Linked DNA regions of Homo sapiens: region 1 is linked to region 2. Evidence: read pairs that join two places in POLR2A ChIA-PET (ENCODE). Cell type or tissue: Panc1. All regions are shown on one strand. Each heading gives the region's core, and the rest is flanking DNA. Links, peaks and the distances in the headings are about the cores only.

What was found. ChIA-PET counts read pairs that join two places held together with the same protein. Peaks named below come from ENCODE experiments on the same cell type or tissue, not always from the same donor. Only the 100,000 strongest peaks of a DNase experiment are listed, where the experiment ranks them.
Region 1: POLR2A ChIA-PET joins it to region 2 with 5 read pairs; 7 of 35 experiments call an interaction of 5 or more read pairs at or near these places.

Annotation. Positions count from the first base shown.
Region 1 is chr10:99,981,856-99,989,132 of GRCh38, forward strand. All of the region lies in intron 1 of DNMBP (dynamin binding protein), which reads right to left. It overlaps LOC124902490 (a long non-coding RNA gene), which reads left to right. Exons shown (of 2, transcript XR_007062266.1): 1 at 1-76; 2 at 1,218-2,252. Among named protein-coding and RNA genes, the nearest start is that of DNMBP, 24 kb to the right of the region's middle. RefSeq lists enhancers at 1,662-1,871, 2,759-2,918. In Panc1, for the core only: no CTCF peak of the experiment used is centred there; no DNase peak of the experiment used is centred there; H3K27ac peaks cover 1,015 bases.
Region 2 is chr10:99,901,146-99,912,245 of GRCh38, forward strand. It overlaps DNMBP (dynamin binding protein), which reads right to left. Exons shown (of 17, transcript NM_015221.4): 5 at 7,808-8,001; 6 at 6,850-6,949. Among named protein-coding and RNA genes, the nearest start is that of DNMBP-AS1, 21 kb to the right of the region's middle. RefSeq lists an enhancer at 4,787-5,986. In Panc1, for the core only: no CTCF peak of the experiment used is centred there; a DNase peak (open chromatin) is centred at 5,536.

The DNA of each region.
Region 1 (7,277 bases), core at 3,209-7,208, 80 kb after region 2:
AGTTGGCTGCGTTGCTCTATTAAACACCACAGCTACCATATGAAGACCTCCTCAAAACAGCTTTCTCTTGCATCAGGTAACCATTCCATCCCCCACCTCTTCAGGAGCAGGGTGGCTCTCCAGCTAGCCGTGACATATGGTACAATCCTTTGTTATTTTCCCTAAACTTCTCCATTCTGCTTTAAGTTGGACCTCTTCCAATTACCCAATTTGAGTGTGCCTTCTGTTTTCTGCTGGGCCCCTGAGTGATACACGCCCAAAAGGATGACTTGGATTTATGAGAACAACACATGAAAAGAATGGGGATGGCTAGGCGCAGTGGCTCACACCTATAATCCCAGCACTTTGGGAGGCAGAGGAGGGTGGATTGCTTGAGCCCAGGAGCTCGAGACCAGCCTGGGCAACATGGTGAAATCCTGTCTCTATAAAAACACAAAAATTAGCTGGGCGTGGTAGTGCACGCCTGTAGTCCCAGCTACTGGGGAGGCTGAGGTGGGAGGATAACTTGAGCCCAGGAAGTGGAGGCTGCAGTGAGCCTAGATCGTGCTACTGCAATCCAGCCTGGGCAACAGAGCGAGACCCTGTCTCAAAAAATAAATAAATAAATAAATAATAAAATAAAATAAAGAATTGAGCAAAGTATATGGAAAACTATAAAAATAGTTCCCTAAATCCACCATTCTAAATCCAGGTGAGAGGTAAGCACTGGAGACATACATTTTGAAGGTTTAAAAAAAATTTAGAAAAATATTAATGCCTGGGTTCCCTGTACTCCCCTAAATTAGTCAGTATATTCTTTCAAAAAGCACTGGTGAGGCTGGGCACGGTGGCTCACGCCTGTAATCCCAGCACTTTGGGAGGCCAAGACAGGCAGATCCCTTGGGCCCAGGAGTTCGAGTCCAGACTGGGCAACATGGCAAAACCCTGTCTCTACAAAAATATAAAAATTAGCTGGACGTGGTGGTGAACACCTGTGGTTCCAGCTACTCAGGGCGGGGGTATGGGGGAGCAGCTCTGAGGTGGCATTGCTTGAACCTGGGAAGTGGAGGTTGCAGCAAGCTGATCGCACTACTGCACTCCAGCCTGTGCAACAGAGCGAGACCCTGCCAAAAAAAAAAAAATTCAAATTCTGGGGTCCCAGAACAAAACTTCTGAAGGGGTTTCCTTAACTGAAAGACAAAAAACAGCTGTCTCTCCTTTCTTGCTTACTCTACCAGGAGAGACTGCCTACCTGGGAAGAGCTGGGAAAGAGATTCCCTTTCTGTAGGGGCAGTCCAGCGGAGGTTCCTTCAAAAGAATATGCTTCCATGAGCATCCTTATGTTTTGGAACTGCTTTCCAGAAAACATTACCTTTTGGGAACGAGAATCCATTTAAAAAATCTCAGGTCCCAGCAATGAGAAGGAATATCTAACCTTAAAAGCAACTGCACATTTCTCTTGTCCTTGACAATACAAGAGCTCATACAAGACAACACGAAGGCTAAATGAGTAATTTTTTCCCTTCGCATGAAAGGACGAGAGGTGTCAGAAAATGAAGTCTAAATCTGCTTCAGGAAGGAAGGAAATGAGAGAAGCTAGGAAAACAGCACTTCCTCCTATGGTTTATGTCGCTGGAGTTCACTCTGGACAGAAGGTCAGCAGTCACAGCCAGGTTCCTCAGAGATTCTTCAGATAACTAGCAACAGATGAGGGAAAAGCAGGACCCCTCTTGGCCGCAGCATCCCCACATGGCTGAGAAGCACGGCCTGGGCCATCTGCTCTTCAACAGCGGCCTCCTACCCTGCGTGCCCCCAGGACCGCAGCACTGACTCACCACACGGACTCTGGTTCCACAGGGTACAGAATGTCGAACTGGAAGAACAAATGAAAACCCTGCGCTGGCTTAGGTGAGCTGACCAGAGAAACTAGGGTAGGAAAGTAAAGGAATCTGCTGTCCTATACCGTCTGAAACTACTTATATTGCAACACTTTGCTGATTTCAAACTTGGCCCAAGTTGGAAGGCAACAACTCCAGATGGAACAGGATACATGTCAGAGTTTCCACCAATCGTGGAAGGCCGCCTCAGTCCTTCTCAGGATTTAAACTGAGCAACCCTTATCTAAACCACCCGAACACTTCTATAAATTTTTTTTGTTTTACGAAAGACAGAATTTAAAATAAGAAAGCTTCAGGATTGACTCTCACAGTACAGTAGTTTTAACTAATTTACAGCGTCTACGCCACCCATATTAAACTGCTGTTTTCCTTCCATTTTTAGCTCTTTTTTTAAAAAATTACTTCTATATCTCCACATCAGTTTTGTCTTTTTAATGAAACTGCACTGGTGGAGGGAGGTCCCAAGATTAATATTTCAGGACCTACAAAGTTTGAGGAAATTTACATTCAAGAAATATTTTCAAATGGGTTAACCTAGGAGTTCCTAAGTATCCTCTCAGACTCACATTTCTTAAATAATGCATGAATCTCAATTATGGGTGGAAATTTAAGAACCACTGACTCATAACTAAATAAACTGGACATGTCAGAGCTAAGTAGCTGAGCAACATATTAAAATTAACAGCTCCACTATGTTGCAGATGTAATACACATGACAGCAGTTACAGACGTGCAGATTAAGTGAAACTATAAAGTGAAACTTTAGGGTGTGGCTATAGATAACAAAGAACACAATAAACGTGTAAAAACACGCAGTTTTTAAGACAGTTTCCAGAAGACACTAAGAAAATTTATTAACCCAGTGTTCCAAGTTGTGAGGACAAATGTTAGTGAGATCTGCAAGGCAGGCATCTTGTTTCTTTTTCTTATCTGTTTCAAGCACAAACTTGTGTTTCTGCTACAGAAGATTTAAAAAGACATGAGGAATTTCTCTACCTTTCAACCTATTTTTTTTGACACAGGGTCTCACTCTGTTGCCCAGGCTAGAGTGCAGTGATGATCACGGCTCACTGCAGCCTTGACCTCCCAGGCTAAAGTGATTCTCCCACCTTAGCCTCACAAGTAGTTGGAACTACAGGCATGTGCCCCCACACCCAGATAATGAATTTACAAATTTTTCCCTTTTTTGTGTACAGACAGGATTTCATCATGTTGCCCAGGCTGGTCTTGAACTCGTGAGTTCAAGCAATCCTCCAGCCTCAGCTTCTCAAAAGTGCTGGGATTACAAGCATGAGCCACTGTGCCTGGCCTCAACCTATTTTAAGGTATAAAATATTCTTGATATTTTGGAAGAAAAATCAGGAAAAGAATTTAGAAAACTGAAGATTCTGAGGAAGAAAAATTGGGAGGAAACAAACTGTCCAATTGGAGTTAAAAATAGCTAAGATCATTAGCAGGGTAGGTGATTTTAGATCATTTTAAGGAGTACCAACATTTGAGCACCATGGAAAACCAGGGACGAGCAGCTTTACACAAACAACAACAAAAACTGCAGTACTGCTTGCCTTTTATAGAAACTACAGCCACTATACTTGAAAATAAAATGTATATATAATTTCAAGATGAACCAGAGAATATGCCACAACACGGCAAACCCAATGAATGGCTGATTCTTTAGATGGTGTCAAAAGAACTCAGTGTCCTTCTTTTTTTGAGTCAGGGTCTCGCTCAGCCACCCAGGGGAGAGTACCTACCTGGGAAGAGCTGGGAAAGGGGTTCCCTTTTTGTAGGGGCTGTCAGGTGGAGGTTCCTTCAAAAGAATATGCTTCCACGAGCATCCTTATGTCTTGGAACTGAACTCTCCAGTTAACATTACCTTTTGGGAATGAGAATCCATTTAAAAAATCTCAAGTCCCAGCAATGAGAAGGAATATCTAACCTTAAAAGCAACTGCACATTTCTCTTGTCCTTGACAATACAAGAGCTCATACAAGACAACACGAAGGCTAAATGAATAATTTCTTCTCTTTGTATGAAAGGATGAGAGGTGTCAGAAAGTGAAGTCTGGAGTGCAGTGACGCAATCTCAGCTCACTGCAACCTCTGCCTCCTGCACTCAAGTGATCCTCCTGCCTCAGCCTCCCATGTAGCTGGGACCACAGGCATGCACCACTATGCCTGGCTAATTTTTTATATTTTTTGTAGAGACGGGTTTCATCATGTTGGCCAGGCTGGTCTCAAACTCCTGAGCTCAAGCAATCCGCCTGCCTCGCCCTCTTGAAGTGCTGGAATTACAGGTGTGAGCCACGGTGCCTGGCCTCTCAATGTCCTAGATGTTCAAGCCTTTTTTCCCTCTCTAAGTCACAGAGGATATACATCTTTCTTATCCATTCAAGAAAGCAAAGGGGAATGTTCATGAGTAAAGTTAATGCTATTTCATGGAAAATCTTGACCCACATTAATTTATTAAAGTTCTGATTTAAAATGTTAGTTCTTAGCCAGATGCAGTGGTGTGTCCCTATAATTCCAGTTCTTTGGGAGGCCAAGGTGGGAGGGTTGCTTGAGGCCAGGAGTTCATGTCCAGCCTGGGCAACATAGTGAGACCCCATCTCTGGAAAAAAAAATTTAGTTCAGAGACTAACAGTATTTCCATGATATGTTCTGGTAAAGGACGGCTGCCCTTCACAAAAGCAAGGGAGAATTTATTTGGTGGGAAATGTGCCAAAATGATTCCAATTACTTTAAGCTGAATTTTGAAAAAGAGAAAAGAAAAAGTACAAAGCCCCAGATATAAAACTGCAAGGCGTGAGCTGAGATCGTGCCACTGTACTCCAGCCTGGGAGACAGAGCAAGACTCCGTCTCAAAAAAAAAAAAAAAAAAAAAAAAAAAAAAACCTGCAAGGCAGGATAATATGCAGGATAATATTTAATGAAGAAAACGGACAACAAACGCAAGTGAGCTTGAAACAATCAGAGGTTAGGACATCCATACAGTATATCAAGGCCCAGAGTATGAGCAACAAAGTGAGGCTGAAATTATAATACAACAAAGTAAAAACAGTCTATGACTCTTGAGGTATGTTAGAACTCATCCCAAAATTCAACAGTGGGAAGGTTCACTTCATGTAAAAGAAATCTCTAAGGCCGGGCACGTGGCTCACACCTATAATCCCAGCACTTTGGGAGGCCGAGGCGGGCGGATCACGAGGTCAGGAGATCGAGACCATCCTGGCTAACACGGTGAAACCCCGTCTCTACTAAAAATACAAAAAAATTAGCCGGGTGTGGTGGCGGGCACCTGTAGTCCCAGCTACTCGGGAGGCTGAGGCGGGAGAATGGCATGAACCCGGGAGGTGGAGCTTTCAGTGAGCTGAGATCGCGCCACTGCACTCTAGCCTGGGCGACAGAGCAAGACTCCATCTCAAAAAAAAAAAAAAAGAAATCTCTAACAGGAGATGGGGGCACTAACATGACATGTAAAGAAAATAAGACCAGGCAGGGTGGCTCATGCTTGTAATCCGAGCATTCTGGGAGGCCGAGGCTAGGATCACTTGAGGCTAGGAGCTAGAAACCAGCCTGGGCAACATAGTGAGATCTCATCTCCACAACAAATAAATAAGAAAAAGAAAATAATATATCCACATGAAAACCCATGAATCTGGGGATAAAACATTACGAAGAGTAGCTGGGATAAGATAAGAGTAGCTGGGATAAGGGAGAGGCTGGGTGCAGTGGTTCACGCCTGTAATCCTAGCACTTTGGGAGTCCAAGGCAGGTGGATCACCTGAGGTCAGGAGTTCGAGACCAACATGGCCAACATGGCAAAACCCTGTCTCTACTAAAAATATAAAAATTAGCTGGGCATGATGGTGTGCACCTGTAGTCCCAGCTACTTGGGAGCTGAGGCAGGAGGATCACTTGAACCCAGGGGAGGTGGAGGTTGCAGTGAGCTGAGATCATGCCACTGCACTCCTGCCTTGGCAACAGAGTAAGACCCCATGTCAAAAAAAAAAAAAGATGAAAGGAGAAAGAAACAGGTGGGAGATTTATATTACAGACTGCTATGAGAGAGAACAAAAAGGATATTTTAATAATATTACAAAATTGATACAGAAACTAACAGTAGCATGTGGTAGTTGATATAAACTGGACTACTAACTTCCTAACAATTAGCAAATGCATATGATCACAGGTCGATTAATTAACTATGTCCTAGAGACTCCACAGACTTTTGCGGGGCCATCTAGGCAGTTAGCATGTCTGATCATTGGGATTCCTGCTCAGAGGCAGGCGGGGGAAATAGTTCACAACTTCACACCAGTTCTGCAGTGTTTCATTTTGCTTAATAAAAAAAAAAATCATGAATAGTTGTTGAATTTTATCAAATGCTTTTCCTGCGTCCAATGAGATGACCATTTTCCCCCTTTATTCTGATGTCATAAGTTTAAATGTTAAATCAACCTTGCATTCCTGGGATAAATTCTACTTGCTTATGATGTATTATCCTCTTTAGAGACTTCAATTTTCAATTTGGTACTTTTTTGTTACAGATTTTTACACCTGTGCTCTCAAGGGTTATTAGTCTATAACTCCCTTTTCTTTAAATGTCCTTGTCAGATTTGCATATAAGGGTTAGTCTTGCTCTGTTCGTGCCTGGCCCACTGGGTACAGGAAAGGAAGAAGGGCTCCAATGATACCTAAAATTAAGTTTTCCAATAGCCAGGTAGAGGGGAGCTTAGAATAGGTAAAATGAGATTAGATAAGTAAATATCTAATGTCTTTACACCATAGTGTTATGAATTAGAATTCATACTAGCAACACTGAAACGAGACAAAGATCAGTGCATCATTTAACCACCATAATTCACAATTTGTCCCCACTCCTCTAGCAATATCTTGATATCTCTGACAATTTTATTTTTATTTTTATTTATTTATTTATTTATTTGAGACGGAGTCTTGCTCTGTCACCCAGGCTGGAGTGCAGTGGTTCAATCTTGGCTCACTGCAACCTCTGCCTCCTGGGTTCAAGTGACTCTCCTGCCTCAGCCTCCCGAGGAGCTGGGACTACAGGCATGAACCACCATACCCGGCTAATTTTTGTATTTTTAGTAGAGATGGGGTTTTACCATGTTGGCCAGGCTGGTCTCAAACTCCTGATCTCAAGTGATTTGTCTGCCTCGGCCTCCCAAAAGTGCTGAGATTATGGGCGTGAGCCACTGCACCCAGCCAACTTTTAGCCCTTTCTATACCCATGTCCATTCACCTCTATATTCAAACTTTTTCAGCTACTTCTTATTCTTATAATATATACGCTAGTAGACAGAACTGCTATTCAATAATCCTCACCCTCTTGTAGGAATTATATATCCTTACAAGATGTGTAATTATATGTGTATAA
Region 2 (11,100 bases), core at 3,996-7,995:
GGCTGGTCTCAAACTCCTGGGCTCAAGCAATCCACCTGCCTGGGCCTCCCAAAGTGCTGGGATTACAGGTGTGAGCCCCAGCCATATGTACTTCTTTATAAGGTATTAAATAACCAAATGTAGCACTGAGTCTAACAATCCCCATACTGTCACAGCTTGAGGAGTGACACACACTGGTAACATTGGCTGCCTCTGGTTGAGGGTTACTGAAATTTCAAGACATTTGCAACGACCTAATCTGACAGAAACATGTGACTTCTGTTGGTGACAAAGTCACAGCTACTACTATGTGACTTATTCCCTACATTCATACTTTAAATAAATGCTATATTTCAGTTAAAAACTAGTAAAAAAAATAAAGAGGTCATTTTTTTCCCTATCCCCAGACCCCTCATCTAAAGTCAGTTAGGCATAGGAACAGTTCCTAAGCAAACTTCTACAGAACAATTGCCTTCAGAGCTGTGGCCTGAACGTGCGGGTCCCTGGCTTACTATGATGACTCTTCCTCTTGCCCTTCTTTCCTCCTCTCAGTGTATTTGGTGCTCCCTTCTTCAGCTCCATGTTCCACAAAAAAGAGCTCTCATCCTTGTTCTCCTCCCTCCAATATGATACTATTTACTGCTTCCCTACAACCAACCATCCCTACCAGCTGTCCAGGCACGACCCCTCCCCTCAGGGAGCCTATCGCTGCTTCTGTGGACTCACCTCTGTTCTCTCACTGTTGTGTCCCATGGAAGTCCCTGTTCTTGTGCAGAACTTTTTTTTTTCCTTTTTTTAAGACAGGGTCTCCTGCGTTGCCCAGGCTGGAGTGCAGTGGCACAATCTTGGCTCACTGCACCCGCCACCTCCTGGGCTCAAGTGATCCTCCGACCTCAGCCTCCTGAGTAGCTGGGACACCACCACACCTGCTAATTTTTGCATTTTTTGGTAGACGGGGTTTCGGCACGTTGGTCAGGCTGGTCACAAACTCTTGGGCTCAAGTGATCCACCTGCCTCGGCCCTTCCAAAGTGCTGGGATAACGGGCGTGAGTCACCATGCCTGGCCTAAAAAGTTTCTATTTAAATTATTTTCCTTAATGTATAACTCCTTTCTGTAAGAGAAACTTAACTTTTTTCATATCACCTCACACTGCCCTTTCTCACTGGAAGCCTCCCTTCTTTTTTTTTTTTTTTTTTTTTTTTGAGATGGAGTCTCGCTGTGTCACCCAGGCTGGAGTGCAGTGGCATGATCTCAACTCACTGCAACCTCTGCCTCCTGAGTTCAAGTGATTCTCCTGCCTCAGTCTCCTGAGTAGCTGGGATCACAGGCATGCGCCACCACGCCTGGCTCATTTTTGTATTTTTAGTAGAGACAGGGTTACACCATGTTGGCCAGGATGGTCTCAAACTCCTGATCTCAGGTGATCCGCCCGTCTCAGCCTCCCAAAGTGCTGGGATTACCGGTGTGAAACACCGCACCCGGCTGCCTCCCTTTAAAAAAAAAAAAAAAAAAAAATTGTTGGCTGGACGTAGTGGCTCAAGCCTGTAATCCCAGCAATTTGGGAGGCCAAGGTGGGCGGATCCCCTGAGGTCAGCAGTTCGAGACCAGCCTGGCCAACATGGCAAAACCCCGTCTCTACTAAAAATACAAAAATTAGCCAGGCATGGTGGCAGGCGCCTGTAATCCCAGCTACTCGGGAGACTGAGGCAGGAGAATCGTTTGAACCCAGGAGGCAGAGGTTGTAGTGAGCAGAGGTCGTGCCACTGCACTCCAGCCTGGGCAGAGAGCAAGATTCTGTCTTTAAAAAAAAAAAAAAAAAATTGTTTTGAGACAAGGTCTCACTCCACATCCTAGACTGGAGTGCAGTGTTGTGACCATTGCCAACTGCAGCCTCCAACACCTGGGCTCAACCAATCCTCCTGCCTCAGCCTCTCAAGAACCTGGGACTACAGGTATGTGCTACCACACCTGGGCAATTTTTTTTTTTTTTTTTTTTGTAGAAACGAGGTCTCACTATGTTGCCCAGGCTGGGCTTGAACTCCTGGCCTCAAGCAATCCTCCCGCCTTGGCCTCCCAAACTACTGAAATTACAGGCAGGAGCCACAGCACCTGGCCAGAAGCTTCCCTTCTGTCTACTCCTGCAACCTACCAGTCACAACAGTGGGGGTGGGGCTGGCTCCTTTTTCATCTTCACGGCCACTTTTTTTTTGTTTTGTTTTTTTTTAAGAGATGGGGCCTTGCTCTGTCACCCAGATTGGAGTGCACTGTCATGAACCAGCTCACTGCAGCCTTGACCTCCTGAGCTCAAGCAATTCTCTGCCCTCAGCCCCCCAAATAGCTGGAACTACAAGTGTGCCCCACCATACCTGGCTAATTTTTGTATGTTTTGTAGGGATGGTGTTTCACCTGGTTGGTCAGGCTGGTCTCGAACTCCCGAGCTCAGCAATCCACCCACCTTGGCCTCCCAAAGTGCTAGGATTACAGGCGTGGGCCACCGTGCCTGGCCTTCACGGCCACTTTGGAATTCCTAAAGCCACCCATGTCTTCATCTGGTTGCACCATTCTACATTAGTCTGCCACCTTCTTTTTGCAGCCCTTTCCCTAGTTGCATTCTTAGAATCTTCACCATCCAGACATGATTTACATTCAATTCGCCGTTCTTCAACTTCCCTGATAGTCACTGTTCTATATCAATTACAAACTAGCAAAGCTACACCTATAATCTCTTTCAAACTCTGGGTCACGAAATATACTTAATGGGTCACAGTCAGCACTGTTTTGATGAAATAGAATGGATTTTTTTTTTTTTTCTGTAGAGACGGGGTTTTCCCATGTTGCCCAGGCTGGTCCAGAACTCCTGGGCTCACATGATCTGCCCACCTTGCCTCGGCCTCCCAAAGTGTTGGGATTACTGGTGTGAGCCAACACGCCCGGCTGATCAAATAGAAAAGAAAATATCAGAAAACATCGGACATAAAAATTAGCTGGGTGTGGTGGTACGCATCTGTAGTCCCAGCTACTAGGGAGGCTGAGGTGGGAGGATCGCTTGAGCCCAGAAGGTAGAGGCTGCAGTGAGCTGTGATCACACTGCTACACCCCAGCTTGGGAAATAGCGTGAGACTGTCTCGAAAAAAAAAGGAAAACACTGGACATGGTAAAACTAAGCACAGACATACACAGAAACACACATCCTGGGTCATTATGAACAACATAGCTCTCGGCGGGATGTGTTTAAAATCAGGTAAAGCGAGTACTTTCCACCTATGACCATGTACCCAGAGTCTCCCAGTGCTGCTTGATCATTCTCTATCTCAGCCACCTGCCCTTTGCCCGTGGCTCCATAAGGCTTTAACTTGCCCTTCATGGTCTTCTCGGAGCCTTCCCTCATCGGATGTTTCAGACCTCATTTGTTCTTTGTGAATCCCCCACTGAACGCACGCCTGGCCTTCCGTTAGAGCCACCGGCATGGTACTCTCAGTCTTGGCTCCCTCAAGCCCCACCACCCACCATCCCTCCTCTAAAAATTAGTCCTTGCGCCTAGGTCTCAGCCTTTCAGTGTTGAGGCCTCTCTGCCACCTCTGTGTGTCTTCAACACATCGAAGCCTGCTACCCAACTCCTTGTTTGACTTTGGACAAGAAGCGAAGGGAAGAAGAAAAAATAAATGCAGGTGCTATCTTATGGAGGTGGGGCTATGGATATTTGCTTTCATTTCTCAGTTTATTGTCATAATCTAAGGTATAGTACACTATAGACACAGATGCTAAGACTCTCATTTCTGATTTGAATCAGACCTAAGGGGAGAAGGCGCCTTGCAGAAGCTGGTTAACTCCAACCACCTGAGAGCCCCAGGAACGACAACAGGTAATAAACTGGAAGAAAAATGAGTAACTGCTTAATTTAAAATTAAGCTCTTTTAGATAGCAGCCAACTTTATCTCATTTCTTTCTTAATACAAATAAATGACCCAGAGATACTTATTTCAAGTGCCTTAAAAAATCATATACACTGTCGTTTATGCTTCACCATCACACTAAAACTGGGTCACTGTGACTTCCTTCTGCCCAACTCAATGTGTGTATCTCCTTCCTCAACTTCCCTGACCTCTCTGGTTAGACTAAGGGCAAGAACCTCAGGTTCCAGTTTTTCTAACTGTTCCAGAAAATGCAAAAGACACAGTTGTATTCTGTATAGAGGCTAATGGCATTTGCCTGCACGACAGAAAGACTTGAGTTTGAATGCCAGTCCCATCAATTACTAGCCATGTGACCTGGGCAAATTACCTTCCCTCTAAGTGTCGGTTTCTTCACTGTAAAATAGGATAGAGTACCTAAACTGGCTGCAGAGTGGGTCACACCTGTAATCTTGCAGTGTGGGAGGACTGAGCTCAGGAATTCAAGACCAGCCTGGGCAACAGAGCAAGACCTCATCTCTACTAAAAATAAAAAAGCTAGTTGGGAGGCTGAGGTGGGAGGATCACTTGAGCCTGGGAGGTCAAGGCTGAGGTGAGCCATGATCACACCACTGCATTCTAGCCTAGGCAGCAGAGCAAGACCTTGTCTCAAAAACATGTGTGGCGGCTCGTGCCTATAATCACAGCATTTTGGGAGTCTGAGGAGGGAAGATCGCTTGAGGCCAGGCATCCAAGACTAGCCTGGGCAATATAGTGAGACTCCATCTCTACAAAAATTTAAAAACTAGCTGGGCCTGATGGTGCATGCCTATAGTTCCAGCTGCTCAGGGAGCTGAGGTGAGAAGATTGCTTGACCTGGGTAATCGAGGCTGTGGGTGAGCTGTCATTGTGCCACTGCAGTCCAGTCTGGATAACAATGTGAGACCCTGTCTAAAAAAAGAAGAAACAACAGTACCTAAACCTCAGAGGGCTGTCTATTGTAGAGAACAACTGAGATCCAGCTGGACCTATCTTGTGAGGGTATGTGGTGAGAGAAACACTCAGGAAACATTAACCATGCTACAACATCCCAGAGCTGTTTCCTCCTCCCTTCAGGGGGCAGAACCCTGATTTTTTTCCTGTGTCCGTTTTTCTCCCAGGTGAGTCAGGTAAATTCCATCTAGTGTAAGCCAGTGTCATGACCCATTCCCCTTTCTAGCCATCAGCTTAGCTGCATGCATGTCACCCACTTCTGGCCAACGAGAAATAAGGTATCTGATCAGGGAGCTCTGGAAAAGGTTTGCAAACTCTTAAAACGACACAGGGGTCACTCCTTCTGCTGGATGTTGTTGTATATGGTGTCATGGCTGGAACTGGGGTAGCCTCTTGTAATTAGGATTCTAATAAAGCAGCAAAATGATAGGATGTCCCCTCCCACACTGTGCCAGGGCTGGTCTGTAGGACCCACAGAACATGACAGAAGTGATGCTGTGTCATGTTCAAGATCAGGTTATAGAAGACTCTGTGGCTCCTGTCTCAGGCGTGCTTGCTCTTGCGTGCTCTCTCTCATTCTGTCTCTCGCTCTCTCTCACAGGTCACTCTAGGTGACTCATGACTCATGCCACGTCGTGAGGAAAGCCCAGGGAGAGGCTCACGTGGCAAGAAACTGACGCCTGAAGAACTGAGTGAGCTTTCTTGGAAGTAGATCCCTGAGCCCCAGATGATGGCAGTCCAGGCCAACAACTGACTCCAACCTCATGAGACCCTGGGCCAGAACCACCCAGCGGAGCCACCTCCAGACTCCTGACCTACAGAAGCAGCGAGGTAATACATGTTTAATGTTTTCAGCTGCTAAGTTTCAGTGAAATTGTTAAATAGCAATGGATAACCAATAAGTTCCCTTGTTTATAAGAACTAGATGAATGTTTTAAAAACATTTTGACAATGTCCCACATAAATGTATTTTAAATTATGACTCAGTACACATATATTTGAAATGAAAATAAAAGTTTCAGCCAGATGTGGTGGCTCACACCTGTAATCCCAGCAATGTGGGAGGCCGAGGTGGGTAGATCGCTTAAGCCCAGGAGTTTGAAACCAGCCTGGGCACAGCCTGGGCAACATGGCAAAACTCCATCTCTACAAAAAAAAAATTACAAAAATTAGCTGGGCGTGGTGGCACATGCCTGTATTCCCAGCTATGTGGGAGACCAAGGTAGGGAGGATGACTTGAGGCTGGGAGGTTGAGGCTGCAGTGAGCTGAATTCGCACCACTGCACTCCAACCTGGGCGACAGTGTAAAAATCCTGTGTCAAAAAAAAAACAACAGATAAGTTTCAAAAATTGGTAGTTAAACTTACAGTGCATTCTGATATTTTCTTTTGTTTTTTTTTTTCTTGAGACCAAGTCTTGCTCTGTACCCCAGGCAGTGGTGTAGTGGCTCGTGGCGCGATTTCAGCTCACTGCAGCCTCAACCTCCTAGACTCAAGCAATCCTCCAACCTTGGTCTCCCAAGTAGCTGGGATTACAGGAGCCCATGACCACGCCCAGCTCTATTTTTAGTACAGACAGGGTTTCACCATGTTGGCCAGGCTGATCTCAAACTCCTGACCTCAGGTGATCCTCTTGCCATGGCCTCCCAAAGTGCTGGGATTACAGGTGTGAGCCACTGTGCCTGGCCGCATTCTGGTATTTTCTTGAAAAATAAGTTGATCTCATGACCCAGTAATGGGCTGCAACCATGAGTGTGGAAAAACATTGTACTGTATGACATCCAAAACTACTTCTATTGCTAACATCCTATTATTACCCCAAAGTAGGCTGAGACAGAAGGAAAGCAGAGGACAAGTAACCTCTGGACTAAGTACCTACACCTGTATCTTCCCGGAGGCATAGTTACTCAGTATCAGGAAGGCCACTTACTCCTGCCCATGAAGTTTTTTTAAAAAGCTGCTTCTGAAACAACACAGGAGCTCATACCTACAGCATCGCTGATTTCCAGAGCAGCCAATAATTGCTTCGAGACCTTAATCACCATCTGCATATTTCCAAAAAGTCCCTCAAAATCAATGTTTGGTACCTGAGAAAAGGAAACAAAACATAAAAATGCACGGAAATGAGCTTAATGGCATTTCAATCATCTTAGGAACAGCTCTTCAAGAATTGTAGAAAAATTGCTCAAGGTCACTTTCTTCACTCACTTTCATGAAGTTTCCAGACTAGAAATATCCAACATTATCTTTAGTGTCATCCTTTGTCCTTGATCCAACTATTCTCTGCCACCCCAACCAGCACTTTAGTAAAGTGATAATGGAACCAATTTGGCCTACAAATGCACTGGGATACAAATTCCCACCCGCAACCAACATCCCGTAGCACTGCCTACCTGCTGCAGAAGTACTTGGGAGTGAATGCTCCAAGGGTGTAAACCCAAGCCCAGCCCAGCTGGTCAAGTTACAAGCAACAAGGACTATAAACCCCAGGACATTGTTACCCTTTTCTTACTACCTCCAGCATCTAGAAAAGTCCCTAGCCTACTCACATGTTAGTAAGGGTTTCCTGGATAAACTCTATATGAACAGGTACTAGAGTCATGTAACTGCTCACCCCCAGGTTTTGTTACATCATCACTCAGCCTTCTAGCAGGGCCACGATTCAGACTCCCTGGAACTGCTTTCAGGAGCCACAGAAACAGGAAGTGTCCTAGGAGTGACTGCAGTGTCTGGTAGGTTAACAGTAGACTTGACAAGTGAAAGGATGCTGAAGGCTTAGCTGATGACACACGTATGTTGAGGCCCTTGATTAAGAGCAGCAGCACTCACAGTCACAGTTTCTATTTCAAATCCAATAAATCTGTGGCGAAAGCTCCTATATCCTAATGCTTCTGGCCTGGAGGACCATATTCAAGGTCAAACTAACTCTGTCTCCCAGTTCCCACCTGTGCCTGCTGCATGGGTACCATGATCCGCTCAATACACATTTCCAGATCCCGAATGTAGTCTCTTTCTGTCTGAAGAAGTTCTTCTATGACCTTGGCTCTCTTCTCCAGCATCCTCTGCTCTGGATTTTCGGCAGACACAGACCCAGAAGGGGCCACCAGTGATGAAGACTGGGAGGAGAGGAGCGTCATTTCTAGAAGGGAAAAGAGAACTGGTTAGCAGCTCTGGGTGTAAAAGCAGCACCCTTCCACAGTTTGAGGCAAACAGAACCCATTTCCTGAGAACCAAAGGTCTCACTATTGTCAACCCTCAGGAAATCAGATCGCACATGTCAGTTGTAAACAGGGACAGCTGAAGCGCTTAGAAAGCCATCACTGCAGAGAGAACTCCAACCTGTGCAATACCATTTTGAGAATGTGTCCTGAAAAGAAGTAGCTAGCCCACTTTGAGTGAACAAAGCATGTCTACAAGCTCCTTGCAAAAGAGGTTAGAGGGGTCTGACCTTATAAGACTTGCTTTCACTTAATCAGATATAAAACATGGTCCATGATCAAAGCACCAGAAATAACAAGCTGGAAGTTCAAAATACAGATGTAGCACATTAAACAGAATATTATGGGGAACACAGAACAATGCCAACTAAGGGTAAAATAAAAAATAAGAAATTATCCATCTGAGATCTGGATAATTATAGGACCTATCATTTTCCAGTCACTGTAATGGTAGGTCAACACTAGCATATAATGAAATAGGTAAAAAAAATTGTTTAGATTTTCCCTATGAAAACCTTAACCAAAACTCACAAGCAGGTTTTGTTACTCAAATGTCCTAGTAGATACAAACTTACTATAAACATGAAGCTTATCAATGGTATTTTCAAGTATAAGAATCTCTAAGAACTAAACTGCATTATTCTAAAAAACAAATATGTATCCTGTCATTAGCTTTTACAATTATCTGACTATTACTTAGATACACAGGATGAGAGAGTTATCTATAAACATGGAACAGCGTTTGTTCATCTGAAATGAGCATTAAACATGGTAATAAGCAAAGGAAAAGAACAGCAGTGAAACAATCAGCCTCTGCTTAGTCTATCAAATTCTTTATGATCCAATTAAACAACTACAAATTTGGTATGTAAATATACTAGTAAGTCTGAGTACAATTACAGGACTATTTTAACCCAGGTTTAAGAAGCAAAAACACAAGTGTTCAAACTACTTAAGGAAAGTCGGCCTTCACAGCAGATTTTATTCTCCAAAACACTTTCCACACTGCTTTCTCTCAGAAGTTAGGAATTCTGGGACGGGTGCAGTGGCTCACGCCCATGATCCCAGCACTTTGGGAGGCCAAGGCTGGCAGATCACTTGAGGTCAGGAGTTCGAGACCAGCCTGGCCAACATGGCAAGCTTCCATCTCTACTAAAAATACAAAAATGCTAAGCATAGTGGCACACACCTGTGATCCCAGGTACTTGGGAGGCTGAGTCATGAGAATCACTTGAACCCAGGAGGCAGAGGTTGCAGCGACACGAGATAGTGCCATTATTGCACTCCAGACTGGGTGACAGAGAAAGACCCTGTCTCAAAAAAGTAATTCCAGTGTTTTAGAATACAACCCAAATTCTGGTTTCTAGATGCCATTCTCCACTAAAAGGAGGCAGGGTTCTTTGAAGAAATGGCTAATTCCAGGGCTGGGGCAGAGAAGGTATAGCTGAGCCTGAAATGTGGGAGAAAGTGAAGAAGTACTCAACAACATGGTGGGGATAGGTCAAAGGGCACAGAGGCCAGCTTGAAGGGGCTCCCACTGGCCAATCTGGCACAATTTGAGTATAAATGAAAAAGCACAATGGATTATTCCACTGAATAAGAACCTGTAAGTACATATTGATAATATGTAAGTACATAAATAAATGGGGGAGAAGAGAAAACTCTTTGTTATGGTAGAATGTCAGCTGATAAATAAGAGAAGAAATAATGGAGTCAGCAAATCACCATTTTAGGCCAAGTGTGGTGGCTCATGCCTATAATCCCAGCACTTTGGGAGGCCGAGGTGGGTAGATCACTTGAGCTTGGAGTTCAAGACCAGCCTGGGCAACATGGTGAAACCTCACCTCTACAAAAAATACAAAAATTAGCAGCACATGGACTGGCACACACCTATAGTCCCAGCTACTCAGGAGGCTGAGGTGGGAGGATGGCTTGAGCCTGGGTGGCAGAGGTTGCAGTAAGCTGAGATTATGCCACTGCACTCCAGCCTGAGTAAAAAAAAAATCTGGCCAGGTGCAGTGGCTCACGCCTGTCATCCCCGCACTTTGGGAGTCTGAGGCTGAGGCGGACAGATCACCTGAGGTCAGAAGTTCGAGACCAGCCTGACCAACATGGTGAAACCCCATCTCTACTAAAAATACAAAAATTTGTATTTTGCCTGTAATTCCAGCTATTCAGGAGGCTGAGGCAGAGGTTGCAGTGAGCCAAGATTGCACCACTGCACTCCAGCCTGGGAGAACAGAGCAAGACTCCATCTCAAAAAAAAATCCATGTTCATACAAAATACACACTGAAGCTTACTAAGGGGCACAATATATGCAATGTACTCTTAGTTCATTAAAGAAAAAAAAACTGCATGTGGAGAGTGGGGATTGACAGAGAATGAGATAAAAACAGCAAAATGTTAAATATGGGTGAATTTGTATAAAATGTATACAGGAGTTTTCATTGTACTATTGCAATTTTCTGTATATTTGGTATTATTCAAAATAAAACTTAAGACATAACAGAAAAAGCTCTTTCTCGAACTTTTTGGTAGAATGAATGGCAAAACTTGAAGCATAACCCTGATTTCATCAGTGTTCGATTATGATTCTAAATTCATTGTGTTACATATAAAATTTATTTCTAATAGGCTTGTTTTAAATTTTCTTTGTGATCTCAAAGCAACAGACTTTCAATCCCAAATATGGTCTCATTAGTGCCAAGTTGAGAATAGAAACTCATTTTAAATACAAGACTAAAAAGCTCTGGAGAGGGAGAACATTTACTGAATTCCTATCACATGCCAGGTACTTTACAGATTATATCCCTGAACTCATTTAATACTCACATCAGAATTTTTAAGTAGGTATTATTACTCCCATTTAATAGGTAAGAAAATCCAGGCTTGGAGAGGCTGACAAACTTGTCTGAGGTTATATAGTGAGTAAATGGCAGTTGTGGATTTAGAACCTAAATATATTTAAATCCAAATCCTGTGCACTTAATCCTGCACCATTTGGTTTCCCTGGCCTGGA